2 separate regions of the Homo sapiens genome follow, and region 1 is linked to region 2. A link is an interaction called in ENCODE POLR2A ChIA-PET data of the cell type or tissue named here. Cell type or tissue: CD4-positive, alpha-beta T cell. All regions are shown on one strand. Region 1 overlaps DNMT3A (DNA methyltransferase 3 alpha). Region 2 overlaps DNMT3A (DNA methyltransferase 3 alpha).

Evidence for each region. ChIA-PET counts read pairs that join two places held together with the same protein. Peaks named below come from ENCODE experiments on the same cell type or tissue, not always from the same donor. Only the 100,000 strongest peaks of a DNase experiment are listed, where the experiment ranks them.
Region 1: POLR2A ChIA-PET joins it to region 2 with 23 read pairs; 9 of 35 experiments call an interaction of 5 or more read pairs at or near these places.

The regions. Positions count from the first base shown.
Region 1 is chr2:25,336,118-25,338,617 of GRCh38, reverse strand. The region is part of intron 1 of DNMT3A (DNA methyltransferase 3 alpha); the gene reads left to right. Among named protein-coding and RNA genes, the nearest start is that of DNMT3A, 4.6 kb to the left of the region's middle. In CD4-positive, alpha-beta T cell, no CTCF peak of the experiment used is centred here; a DNase peak (open chromatin) is centred at 1,017; H3K27ac peaks cover 439 bases.
Region 2 is chr2:25,272,466-25,274,965 of GRCh38, reverse strand. DNMT3A (DNA methyltransferase 3 alpha) reads left to right here. Exons shown (of 23, transcript NM_022552.5): 6 at 1-25. Among named protein-coding and RNA genes, the nearest start is that of MIR1301, 55 kb to the left of the region's middle. RefSeq lists an enhancer at 1,416-1,916. In CD4-positive, alpha-beta T cell, no CTCF peak of the experiment used is centred here; DNase peaks (open chromatin) are centred at 625 and 1,445; H3K4me3 peaks cover 455 bases; H3K27ac peaks cover 2,500 bases.

The DNA of each region.
Region 1 (2,500 bases), 64 kb before region 2:
GCCTCCGAGGGTGTCTGCTGAGCGAGGGGAGCGCACTGCCCTCCAGTCCTCTCCCCGAGGCAGCGAGGCAGGTTAGTGCTGGGCTCCCTTCCCCCTGCTGCTGTGCGCCGCTGCCCAGCGGCCACTGCCTACTTACAGGCCAGCTCCTCAGGGTCACACCTCCCTGAAAGACCCAAGTTCTTTCCCAGCAAGAGCCAGACTCCCCCAAGGCTTCTCTTTTTGGGATCCAGGTAGAAAGAGGACTCTAATGGGTGAGTTAAAACAGACCACCCTCTCCCCATCTTTGGGCCCGAAATGTCAGCATTAGAACCCAAACCTTAGAATTGCAGTCTGAAAGAGGAGTTTAAGCTCTGAGAGCTCTTAGTGCTGGGTACGGGACTGTTTGTGGGAGGTGGTGCCCAGTTCTTCCCAGGGTTGTCCATGCTACCCAGAGCCTGAGGCCTGGAGGGCCATTCACGTGCCAGTCACATGCCTCTCCCAGGGTACTTCCTGCTGCCTCCAACTTGCTGGCCTGGGGTCCTGGACTTGGTGCTCGTATCCTCCCCACCCCGTGCCCCACTGGGAGTTGAGTGTGTCTCTGGCCTCCAGCAGGTAGGGCCAGAGCATCTACCCCAATGCCATTCCCCATGCTGCGGCCCTCGGGGAATAGCTTCTACTTTTGTTTGAATATTAGTATGTGAGCAGAGAGCCCGTCAGAAGCCCACCTGGCCTGAGGCTGGGTTTCTGCAGGGACTTTGCTGTTCCTGAGCAGGGCTTTAATGGTCTACTAAAGGTGCCAGATCCCTTTCCACTTTAATTTTGAGGGCTCATTTTCAATCATTTCTCTCTGACGATTTTTCCCTAAGAACATGACCAAATCTGAGATCCATGAAGTGTCAGCCTGAGATTTATGTCTGTATCCGAGCCTGCCTCCACTTGGCTAAGTGTGTGGGCAAGACGAGGTTCAGTGCACATGTGTCTGTGCATGATGTGTGTGTACGTGGTGTGCCGCCACCTGTGGATGGGTAGGACTTGCTTCCACATGAGCCAGTGTCAAGGCAGCTTGAGGCCCTCGAGTCACAGGGAGCTGCACTCTGACACCTCCCAGCGGCAGGAACTTGGGCAACAACTCGATTCCCTGGGCCTCAGTTTCCTCACCTGTAACATGGGAGTGTGCGTGGATTCTGCTTACAGGTGGTTGTGAGGATGGAGTGAGATCATGTGCGTTACAGCCTTAGAGGAGCGGGAGCCCTCCTGTTAGCTGTGTCTGTTTTCATCATTTGGGTGGCTCACGTGGACTAGCACTGCAGGAAGTGCTCTAAGAAGCCTCGTCCACCTTCCTGTGTCTTTTGCAGAATCTTGGTCAGATGAGGAAAGTGCCGATTCTGATTAAAAATCCTGGGAGGTGGGAGGCTTCTCAGCGACACTTAGCAATCTGTTGAGTTGAACAAATCTCGTGTCAACAGGTTGTTTTGCTTCCACCTGAAATCCCTCCCGCTGTAGTTTCAGCTCGTTATTCTCATCCTGTCTTGAGTGCAGCAGCACTTTCCCACCGTATTCGCTTCCATTTTCCAGAGATGTGCTGAGCATTTCCTGTAAGCCATGCCCTGTGCTGGCTTTGAGGGGACACGGTGTGTTTAGGATGCGCCCAGCTAACGAAGAACTGCAGAGTGGGACTGGGGTCACTGGAGAGGGAGAAATAAAGTGCTCAAAGGAGAGTGAGGTCACAACCAACTAAGGTCATCAGGGAAGGCTTCTTGAAGGAGGTGGCATCTCAGAAGCGCCCCAGAGCACAGAAGTGGGGCTTCAGGGGCAGGACATCATTGTGGGTGGCTGTAGTGCCCGGGAGGTGGACTGGGGCCTGGGTTGTGCTGGAGGCCAGGCTGAGGCCCTGCCTTGGTTTGGGGAGGAGATCCCTGCACTCCGGAACTCCTCTGTGGCCCACGGAGGATCGCTCTGAACTGCCTCAGCGTGGCGGCCAGTGGGGGTAGGGGTGGAGAGAGGACAGCAGGGAGGGAGGGGAAGGGGCCAAATGAGCTCATTTGGTGTCGGATCCTGATTCTTTCTATTCCATAGACCAGAGCTTAAGAGCTCAGACTTGGAGAGCAACAGAACAGGGTTTAAATTACACTGACCCCAGGGGGTTGTGACGATTAAGGGGGAGGCCAGGGTCAGGTCTGGTCTGCGAGCGAGTGATAGCAGTCATGGTTGAGGATGTGGCAGGTGGAGAAGGGTCCCTTTTCTGGCCTCCCAGAGGTCTCCATGTCCCCCCTTGCCCACTCCATCAGGCTGAGGCGCCCCAGCATCCAGAACATTCCTGCAAGGGGCTGCCAGTGCCAGGGAAATGGGGGTGAAGACGTCAGGTTCCTGTCTCTGCAGCCTGACCCTGTCCCCCAACACACACGCTGGGCAGAACCGAGCCACCAACCCAGAGGGGAGGTGCCCTGCAGACGGCCCAGGCCCCCAGGCATGAGTGCAGGTGCCTGGCAGCCCCCTGCAAGAACAGCTGGTGGGCAGGGCC
Region 2 (2,500 bases):
GTGGCTGGCACGCTGGAAAAGGGAGGTGAGGCGCCTTCTGGCCTGGGCCCCAGCCCGTCCTGCAGAACTGGAAAACCAGAAGTGATGGGCCTCAGTTTCCCCTTCAGGCTAACCCTTAGAACTTACTGGGAGCCTCTTAATCTCTAGTCATGATGACTGGTTCATCTGCTCCTTCAGCAGATGCTTATTGAACACTTACTGTATACCTGGCTGTGTACTAGACCCTGGGCGTATACGGTTCCTGCTCTCATGGAGTTGACATTCTGATGGGGGAGACAGGCAGAACATAAAGAAACAAGGGGCTGAAATAGAAGATAGCAGAGGCCTGCTTTAGTTGGGGTGGTCAAGACAGGCTTCTTGGAGGAGGTGGCATTTCAGTTAAGGTCTGAAGGAACCGAAGAGCTGGCTCTGTGAGGAGTGGGGTCAGGGAGAGTGTTCTAGGCAGAGGAAACAGCACCAGCAAGGCCTTGACTTGTTTGGCAAACTGTATGCCAGGGTGAAATGGCAAAGGAGAAAGGGCCAGATGCAGCCAGAGAGGCAGGCGGGGCTCCACACATCAGTTGGAGACCTGCAGAGTCTGCCCAAAAGCTGGCTTACTTCTGACAATACTGGGCAGCCATAGAAGGTTTCTGTGCACAGGAAGGATGTGATGTGGATTTGAGAGGCAGCAGTGGAGACAGAGAAGAGCTTTGGGGTGTATTTTGGAGCTAGAATAGCTAGGGCTTGCTGATGGACCGGCAGGGAGGGGAACTGGTGGACTCAAGGAGGACTCACAGGGGTCTGGCCTGAACACCTGGTGATGGTTGTGCCATTTGCTCAGATGGGAAGACCCAGGGGAGGATGAGTTTGGGACAGGTGGGAATTGAGGGCTCCGTGTGAGATGCCAGGTGCCTGGAGTCTGGGCTGTAGGGAAGTACGGGCGACAGAGGTGGGATTTGAGAGCAGAACCCTGGCATTTAAATCCATGGGAACTTAAGGGCTCAGCAAGGGGAGAAGGAGGAGAGACGAAGTCTCAGAACATGTCCATGAAAACCCCGACATTTCTGGGCCACATGGAGAGGAGGAGTGGCAGGCAGTAGGGACTGAGGGAGAAAGCAGTACAGAGCGGTGTCTGGGGAAGCACGGGGTTTTCCCAGAGGGTGGCTGCCCAGCCCTAGGGAAAGCTGAATTCACTGAGACATGCCCATGGCGTTGGACAACCTGGAAAGGAGCTGGTGACTTTATAGAGAAGCTTCTGTGGGGGTCGGGGAGGTGGGAACAGCCCGTGGAGGGCTTCAGCCATGCAGAGAGGTGAGAAAATGGAGGCTGAAAGACTGAGGAGGGAAATCAACTCGCCACGCACAATTTTTGAGCTGTCTTGTATGTTTGATTAGTAGAGAACTGGGTACAAAGAGAAGTGGGTGGTGACCTAGCTGCACAGGAAAAGAGAGGAAACTGCCACCACGTGGGGCACTTCACGTGAACTCAGCTCTCATTTCGTCTTTACCCCAGGCCTCCAGGGGAAGGCGGCCCTGTTTGTCTGTTCGCCTTTGTGTGAGAGCTTTCTCTAGAGAAAGTGCAGAACAGAGGCCAGGCGCGGTGGCTTACACCTGTAATCTCAGCACTTTGGGAAGCTGAAAGGAGGTCAGGAGTTCGAGACCAGCCTGGCTAGCTTGGTGAACCCCTGTCTCTACCAAAAATACAAAAAATTAGCCAGGCGTGGTGGCTCATGCCTGTAATCCCAGCACTTTGGGAGGCTGAGGCGGGCGGATCACCTAAGGTCAGGAGTTCGAGACCAGTCTGCCCAACATGGCAAAACCCTGTTTCTACTAAAAAGACAAAAAATTAGCCGGGCATGGTGGCAGGCGCCTGTAATCCCAGCTACTCAGGAGACTGAGGCAGGAGAATCACTTGAACCCGGGAGGCGGAGGTTGCAGTGAGCTGAGATCACACCACTACACTCCAGCCTGGACAACAAGAGCAAAACTCTGTCTCAAAAAAAAAAAAAATACAAACAATTAGCCAGGTGTGGTGGTGCGTGCCTATAGTCCCAGCTACTCAAGAGGCTGAGGCAGGAGAATTGCTTGAACCCGACAGGTGGAGGTTGCGGTGAGGCGAGATTGAGCCACTGCACTCCAGCCTGGGCAACAGAGCAAAATTCCGTCTCAAAAAAAAAAAAAAAAGAGAAAGTGCAGAACAGGGTGGGGGTTCTGGCTGCTTGATTGTTTTCTTTTCCTCTGGGATCCAGGAAGGCAGAAATTACTTTCCCGGAAGAGCCCGGAGAAAGGGCAGCCTGTCTGAGGTCTGGGAGGAGAGGCACTTACCCCTGTGCGTGGAATGTTGTGTTTGGGGTGGAAATTCAGGAATGGGGCTCTTCTCTCCAAGTCAGTCGCTGCACTCCTGGGTTCCCCGCAACCCAGAAACAGGGGCTTTGCTTTTTAGCTCCTGGTTCTGTGAGCGAAGTGTTTCTGTTCTCATTTAGCCCTGGGGCAAGAAGCTTAGACTATGACTTTTAGGAACC